2 separate regions of the Homo sapiens genome follow, and region 1 is linked to region 2. Evidence: read pairs that join two places in POLR2A ChIA-PET (ENCODE). Cell type or tissue: MCF 10A. All regions are shown on one strand. Links, peaks and the distances in the headings refer to the core of each region. The heading gives the core; the rest is flanking DNA.

Region 1 (4,394 bases), core at 134-4,133, 58 kb before region 2:
ATGTAGTATATAGGGTTTGGTACTATCCGAGGTTTTGGGCATTCACTTGGGGTCTTGGAATGTATTCTCCATAAATTAGTTGAGTGGGGGGGCAACTGTATCTTGAATGTAGCTCTTGATTTACATCATCCAGGTAACATCACAGAAGAAGATGGGACTTTTCCAGCTACAAAGGTGTTTATGATACCGAAATAAAGTCCAGGAGTCCCAGGGAAAATTCCAGGATTTTATCATGTCTTCCTGCATAATAACTTTGTCCTCCCCTAGTGAGCCCTGGCTCAGCAAATGACACCCATATCCACCCAGTTGTTCAAGCCAGAACACTGGTTGGAAGTTATGTTGATTCACCTTATTCACAGTAGTTATGTTCTATAAAGTCACCATGAACACTGAATTAGTGAATACCAAACCATTGCTCCTAGAGGAAATAAAGGGTTAAGTTCCTGTGTGCAACTAATCACAATTTTATCAACTGATCAATACATAACCTTGCTGTGTATTTGTTTCTGTCTAAAGATACCTTATTCAATACACATTGTTGATTCATTAACACTGAACTCACTGCACTATAATCAACACCTGAACAAAGCTTAACACTGGTATTTTCTTCATAGAGAAATCATAGCCTTTCTGCAGCTCTGAACAAAAGGCAGCATTTCAGCTCTGTTCTGAGAGGCCATTTAAAACAGCAAAATCACCAATAAAAAGCACAAAAAGGCAAAAGATGTATTGTGTAACTAAATAGACCTTGAAAAGGATACTTGATGCAGTGTGACAGCTGAAACAAGCAGGCAGGGTGCCACCTTGTTCCACCTCAGCTAGGAATGTGTGCATTGAGCAACTCAAATTTTTCAGGGCTCTGTGCATTTCTGCAAATGACCATGAAAGCACCATGAGTATTAATTTTAGGGTTACAAACAAATTGTAGTGAGTAGGTAAATTTGCAAATATGGAATCCACAAATAAGGAAGATTGACCGTATATTTGACCCCATTCCCAGTCACCAGTTTAATCAGTTTTACATCCTTTATATCTTTAAAATTGGTCCACTTCTTTTTATCTATACCTTCCACACCTCAGTCCATCCCAACAAACCACTTCTTCTGGATTAACAGGTTGCAGTCAGCCCACATCAACTCCTGTACCTCTTTAGTCTATTTTTCACTGGTGGCAAAAGGGGAGGTTGGCAAAGAGGGCTGTGGAAAGAGATGGGGCAGTTGTTGAAGAGAGAGGAAATTTAGGTTAAAGAAGATTTTAAGGAAGTAGCCTCCTTTTCTCCTTTATCTTGTGTGTGTGTGTTCTTTGTGATAACCTGCTCAGACTAGTTGAAAGGAGAAGACTCAGTGTCACTTGAGTTATGTGTACAATATTAATCTATTTAACTGTCTCCATAACTCTATATGTAGATACTATTATTATGTCTTGTCTTAGTCAGCTCAGGCTGCTATAACAAACTAACATAAAATGGGTGGCTTAAATAAGAAACATTTATTGCTCACTGTTCTGGAGGCTGGGAAGTGGGAAGATCCAGGCACTGGCAGTTAATAATGTCTGGTGGGGGACTGCATCCTGGTGCGTAAATAGCCGCCTAGAGCTCCATTTGAGATTGTGTCAAATTCAGAGAAAAGCATTCAACCAGAACTCAGTGTAATGGACTGGGCTGGATGGAGTAAGCCAATGGCCCTTAGACATTAATGGAGCCTCGAACTCATTGTTTCATGTACAATAAAGGAAAACTTCAGATTTGATTGAACAAAGAACATTAGTTTCCTTATACCAACTTGGGAATCATTCTCAAAATGTGATATTTTGTTTAGTTATATGAATAAACATTATGTCTTCTGATGAAGGATGAACCTTAATATTTGGAGGGGAAAAAAGCTATCACACACTCTCACAACCCCCTACCAGCCTTTGGGCCTTGGGCTGAGGCCAAGGCAGCTGCCCTCAGGGCACAGCAGTGAGCCACTTGACCAGTTTATTCCCCCAGATAGGATTTTGTGCCTCTGGCTTTGAAGTGGAATAAGCACTTCCTATCTGACATGGAACTAGCAAACCAAGGGTCAGGCTTCGCCTGCTCAGAGGAATTAAAGTCGATTGAGAAACACAGCTCTGTTTCTTGCCAAGAGAATCTTGCCAAGAGAATCTTGTCAAGAAACAGCTTTGAAGCTTTCTTCCTCTATCAGAGCTGGAGACTTTGGTACATGGGGTTATCATCACTGCGGCAGCCAAAGCAGCCTCGCTTTGTCTCTAACCCTCGCATCCACACAGCAAAGAACACTTTGAACTGTGTTTTTTGCACGTCCGTGTGTGCCAAGATCTTGTGGGATCCCCTGTTTTTGAAACTAGGCCACTCTCCGATAAGGATGGAGACCTTGCTTCCCTGCTCCCACCAAACAGAGCTTTCTATTGCTGAGTTACAGTGAATACAAGGCGATTAAAACTACAAGCTAATTTATGCTCTCTTGGGAGGAATTAAGGAGATGAAGCAACTGCTTTCTGGGGAGGAGAAGCGATGTGTATTTTTATCTTGCACCACCTTTCACTCTCTAGTTCTGCCTTGTTCTCCACAAATCTGTGTTAAGGCCTCAGCAGGTGCCAGGCACAGCCTCATGGAGACAAAAGCAGCTCCATCTTGGATGCTCATCCGCCATGTTGACTCCTGATTAACCCCAGTTCAGGGAAGGCCTCTGAGATTTTTACTTTCATGTACTTACCTTAACTCCTGCCCTTATGTCAAAACAACCTTGATGTTATTGTAAACACACATTTCCCATACATCCTGCCCTTAGACAAATTCTATATGGTACATAGCCCTGGGTCGTAGGGGTAACTGAGCAGGGATCCACCATCTTGTCTTGTGGCTGCCTGAGATGTGGCCTCTGTTCGTAAAGTCCCTATTAAGTGTTTCTTTCTGAGAAACTAGATTTGTCAGCCTCTGTTTTCAACTTTTCAGCTTCTTTGGACTTTGGGGATAGTTTTGCATAGACCTACTTAGCAGGGCACAGCGACCCAAAGTGTGGTCCTGGCAGCATGGGGGACCATCCAGGCCCTCACAGAGGACACCCTTCCTCCTGGCGGTCTGGCTGCGGCTGCTGGACCTGGTGTTAGGAGATGGCAGTTTAACACACAGCACCTTAACCATCCATGGCTTGCCTTTTCTTTCACAACTTGTCCTCAGGTACAGAGGTCTTCAGAACTTGGTTCCTTTCCAAAAGCAGAGCAGTGTTTTGACACAGGAAAACGCAAGGTCCTTTATGCCTGGAAGAAAGCAGCTTTCTCCTGCCTCCTCCTTGATGCGGTTCCCAGCCACCGCCCCCAGGATGCTCACTCCCTTTTATGAGCTGAGAGAGGCAGACCTTAGGGCCTCCTCCAATAGTTAATATACATTTTTTATATTTTTAAAAATTAACCTATCATAGTTGTACATATTTGAGGGGAAGCATGTGATATTTTGATACATGTATACAACGTGTAATGATGAAATCAGGGTGACTGAGATATCCATCACTTCAAACATTTATCTTTTCTTTGTGTTGGAAACATTATAATTCTCTTTTAGCTATTTTGAAATATACCATAAATCATGGTAAACTATAATTTCCCTACTGTACTATTGAATACTAGAACTCATTCCCTCTATTTAACTGTGTGTTTTTACCTGTTAACCAAGTTCTCTTCATCCTCCCCTCCCTTCTTCCCTTCCCAGCTTCTGGTAACCACCATTCTACTCTTAATCTCCATGAAGTTCACTTTTTTAGATTTCACATAAGAGAGAGAAACATGTGATATTTGTCTTTCTGTTCCTGGCTTATTTCACTTAAATAATGACCTTCAGTTCCATTCATGTTGCTGCAAATGACAGGATTCTGTTCTTTTTAATGGCTGAATAATATTCCATTGTGTATATCAAATATTTCATCTTAACATAAAGTAAGCTGAAGTAAAGATAACTACCCTCAATCAGAGTCTAGAAACATGGCGACTGAGATTTGGGGGTAAGGAGAGCAGTGGAGGGTGGAAAGGTGTTGAGGTACCCTGTGCTTTGCCCACAGCTGGGGCTACACAGGCTGCCTTCTCTCCTTCCTCCTTAGGGTCTAGCACAGTCCTACCTGGCCAGATGCAAGGTCACATTGCTAGCAGACACCCCCCTTCCTCCCTCTTTTCTTCCTCTTCTTCACCCCTCTCATTCTTCACCCTAGTAGCCACTGTGGGTGCCCAAGTCCTGCCTGGGTCCCTTGTCTCCACCTCAGGTGAGCTGGACCTGCTGTGGAGGTGAGCTGGACCTGCTGTGGAGGTGAGCTTTCCCGCTCTTTGGTAGGAAGGAGAAAGCACTGAGCAAGGAGCTGACTGATGGGCTTAGTTGCGAACATGCATGCTGGTCTCAGGCTAGT
Region 2 (4,394 bases), core at 100-4,099:
GAGCCTGAGAAGTCCCACGGTATGCAAGCTGGAGAACCAGGAAAGCCAGTAGTGTAATTCAGTCCAAGTTCAAATGCCTAAGAACGAGGGGAGCTGATGGTGTAGCTCTAACTGGAGGCTGAAGGCCTGAGGGGAGTTTGAGGGACAACCAGGGGCTCCAATGTCTGAATACCATAGAAGATGGACATCCCAGCTTCAGAAGAGAAAGAATTCACCCTTCCTCCACCTTCTTGTTCCATATGGACCCTCATTGGATTGGATGATGCCTTCCCACATGGAGAGAGAGAGATCTTCTTTGCTCTGGCTGATTCAAATGCTGTCTCTTCTGGAAACCCTTTACAGACACACCTAGAAATAATGTTTCACCAGCTCTTTGGACATCCCTTATCCCAGTCAAGTTGACACATACAATTAAACATCATAAGCTCTGAGCCTTACTGCAGGGCAGAAATGCAGAAATTGTGTGCATTACCTTTCTACACAAACTTTCTTAATACTTTCAGAAAAACTAAGGAGAACTTTAGGCCCCATTGGCCTGTGTCAATTGTGGCTGAGAAGTCTGCAACAGGATAATGAAGTCTTGCGAACCAGGCTGTGTTGGAGTCAGAGAATTGGTATGGGTGTGGTCACCGAAATCAGCTAAGGAGGCCCCTAATCTGTGCTGTCGGCTCTCCTGACTACCTAAGTGCAGGAGTTGGGTCTGTAAACCACAGTGACTGAGACAGATCTCAATTGATTTCGAGGCTTATTTTGCCAAGGTTGAGGAGGCACCAGAGAAAAAGAAACATAAATCACAGTAGAATCTGTATCCTATGCTTTTTCCAGATAGAGTTTTGGGAACCTCAGTGTTTAAAGGGGAAAGAGCAATCAGGAGGGGAAGAAAAAGGAAAAATAAAAGGAGGGAGGGTAGGCAATGAGACAAGTGGTTACAATTCTTGTGAGGCTCTGTGAATCTACATTTTACACCTGAAAAGAAAGCGGAGGAGTCAATTAAGCATTAGTCTGGCACTCAGCAAATCTACATTTTACATAAGAGAAAGTCAGCCTGCGAAATTACAGCTGTCTTGGAACAAAAGGAAGGGAGTTTTTGCATGACTCAGTTTCCAAGCTTAACTTTTCCCTTTGGCATAGTGAGTTTGGAGTCCCGAGATTTTATTTTCCTTTCACAGGCCTTTCCACTGTGGTGTTTTCTTCTGTTTTTTGTTTGTTTGTTTGTTTGTTTTTTGCTTTTTGGGTTTTTTTGGGGGGTGGGGTGGGGTGTGGGACAGAGTCTCATTATGTCCCCTGGGCTAGAGTGCAATGGTACGATGTCAGCTCACTGCAACCTCTGCCTCCCAGGTTCAAGCGATTCTCCTGCCTCAGCCTCCTGAGTAGCTGAGATTATAGGCACATGCCACTACACCTGGCTGATTTTTGTATTTTTAGTAGAGATGAGGTTTCACCATGTTGGCCAATCTGGTCTTGAACTCCTGACCTCGTGATCCACCCACCTCAGCCTCCCAAAGTGCTGGGATTACAGGTGTGAGCCACCACGCCCGACCTTTTCTTCTGTTTATGCAGTGGCATGGAGCAGTCCCTCTAAGAGGGCTGACCCAGGTATGAGTCATTCAGTCAGCCTGAGGGTCCAAGGGCTGCTCCATGGTGAGGCAGACATCCAGAAGGGTCCAGAGGGAGAATCTATGGCAAGAGACAGCAGTCTAGAGGGATGGAAGTGGTGGCAGAAAAGCTGGCTTTTAAAAGGCAAGTTTTTATTCTAGGCTGACTTTCTCTTATGTAAAATGTAGATTTGCTGAGTGCCAGTGAATTTATAATTTTAGAAACCCATCAGGGAGTTTCTAGATGAGTTTCTAAGAAGTCTAAGAAATGTCCAGGAAGGCCCTTAGCCACCTCGTGGAAATTGGGAGAGAAGAAATGTGTGCAGAGAAAAGAGGGATTTTTGATGCAGAGAAAAAGAACAGGTGTGTCCCGGCTGCTGGCTCTGAGTAACCCGTCTAATCTCACTGTACAGAACGTACCTGCACTTTATACTAACAATGAGTGCCATTCAGCGTGCCATTTATGATGTTCACAGTGGCCTTCCTTGGTGTGGTCCCTGAAGCCCTGCAAAGCAGGGACTGTGCGGTCTGAACCAAACAGGGGCCCCTGGGAATAGGGTAGCGTGTTCTGATACCTGAGCTGGTAGTAGAGTCAGAGCAAGAACAAAAGCCCCAGCGAGCAATCTGGGTTCAACCCCTGTCACCTTAGCTCACGTGCCTGCATTGTGAAGTTCACGGTAATAGCTTGACTGCATTCTCGCCATGGTTCTGGGTCAATAAATCAGTCAGTAAGCACTGGGTGAGTAAGTAGTGCAGAGCAAAGTCTGAGCTTGGTGCCACAAGTGGATAAAAAAGAAATAGATGACTCAACCTCTGCTTATAGGGAGGCTCTGATCTAGCTGAGATAGCACAGAAATATTTGGAGAATGACTCTAGTGCAGAACTGAAGGTGCAGAATGACTCTGAAACGTTGCTGCACAGCAGGGTCCAAGAAAGGAGAGGGCAGTGCCAGCTGGGTATGCCAGGAAGGCTTTTGGGAGAAAAATACTGGCCAGGGTCTGGGAGAATCAGCAAACATGCCTGAGGGTAGAAAACCAGTGTCCCAGGACAGGGACCCTGTGCAGCCCTGGGGTGGGCTGGGTGGGACCGAGCCGGCAGTGCCTGCAGGGATGATGGGCACCAGAGCACAGCTCTCAGCCTATGTGTCCCGGAGCTCTGGGCGCTCCCAGGTGTCCTCACTGCACCGTGGTAGCTCCTGTCTCATGGAGCCACCTGTCCTAGCACAACAGCTCCAATCACTGCTATTAGAACAGATCCAAGGGGCAGGCTGGGAGGGTGTTAGGTTCAAAAAGGAGCACTATGTAGAAGCAAGAAAAGAGATGAAAGTTTTGCTCCTATCTGCATCTGGCCAGAGAGCAGACTTTGATTTGCAACACCGTGTGGTCTCTGCAGGATTACGAAAGGGAAGAGGGGGTGGGCGGAAGGCTCTCCTCCCCAGTGCATCATTTTCAGTTTTGTCTTTTACTTTCAAAGAAAGCTGTCTTTCTGACACTGCATTCTGCCCTTTCTGACCCATGTCCCATATTTAAAGGCTTCACATAGACTATATAATCCAAGTTATCCCTCTGTGGAGAAAGTGGCTATGAGAATTAGAGAGACAAAGGGTGTGCTTGTGGGAATGGGATGTAACGTCAGAGCAGGTTCAACCTTACAGCTGTGCAGTCCAGTTAGTCAAATATTAATGAGTCAATTTAATTAAAGATTAGGTCCTCTGTTGCACTAGCCATCCTGCAAAGTCACATGTGGCGAGTGTTTTCATACTGGATAGCACCACAGAAAGTTCTGTTGGGCATCATTGCCACTTGGACCAAGGGATCAACTGCTTTCTGGGTGGGAGAACTGAGGCACAGGGAACCACGGCTTGGACTCCAAACTTAGTGCTCTGATCAGTGTGTTGTCCAAAGCTTCCAGCAGACAAGGATTCAGACCACACAATTCAGGAGCAATAAGATGGCTGGAGTGAACAACAAGTTTCCCTTGACTTTAGAAGAAAAAGATCTCTAAATCCTGGAGATGATTACATGCTTTTCCTGAGGGCTGAGGAAAGAGGAGAAGCAGTTGGTTTGTTTTCAATTAGCCACCCTCCTCCTTTTTCTAAGAAGAGGAAAGTCACTGCCAGGTCACAGGGCTCGGAGCCAGGGTCAGCAGAGGGGCTGGTCGGAGCACCTGAGCCAAGTGGGCTGAGACTCTGATCCTCGTGAGTGTCACCTGCCACCAAATGCTCTCTCCTGGGCTCTGCCATTTGGTTTTTTATGTCTGCACTGTGCTGACCCTTCCATCTCCCAAGCACCCAATGTTCACCGCCCCTCCTTGGCATGTGTGCCCCCTCCACCCAACACACGCCCTCTAGCGCAGGGCGGGATGGGGGCCGCCTGCAGCTGGGCCCTGAACTTCAAAGTTGGGAGAACCTGAGTCACTCATCCCAGCAAGGTGGGCTTCCAAGAAACCCCACTCCCACACTACCCCTGTCTTCCCATAGGTTGTCCCTGGGTCCTGTTAGAATCTCAGAGAGACATGGGACTACGAGTTATCCAAATTCAGGAATAGTCAGAACAAGTGAGTGAAACACACCTTTGCCTGCCTGTGAAGGGCCAGCTTCTGCACGGGCACCAGAGACACAAAGATAAATGCTCCCAATGACCTGATTTACTAAGGAAGGAGAGAGACAGGAACTCACTGCTTAAGGGCTACGTTTATTCATTCCTCTATCCAGCAAATTCTTCAGGACTCCAGCTGTGTGCCCAGCATTATGCAAGAGCTGGGACTTTAATTTTCAGTAAGACCTGCTTTTTCCTTTAA

The links. Peaks named below come from ENCODE experiments on the same cell type or tissue, not always from the same donor. Only the 100,000 strongest peaks of a DNase experiment are listed, where the experiment ranks them.
Region 1: POLR2A ChIA-PET joins it to region 2 with 5 read pairs; 3 of 35 experiments call an interaction of 5 or more read pairs at or near these places.

The regions. Positions count from the first base shown.
Region 1 is chr1:228,800,493-228,804,886 of GRCh38, forward strand. No RefSeq gene overlaps it. Among named protein-coding and RNA genes, the nearest start is that of RHOU, 67 kb to the left of the region's middle. In MCF 10A, for the core only: no CTCF peak of the experiment used is centred there; no DNase peak of the experiment used is centred there.
Region 2 is chr1:228,858,978-228,863,371 of GRCh38, forward strand. No RefSeq gene overlaps it. Among named protein-coding and RNA genes, the nearest start is that of RHOU, 130 kb to the left of the region's middle. In MCF 10A, for the core only: no CTCF peak of the experiment used is centred there; a DNase peak (open chromatin) is centred at 2,384.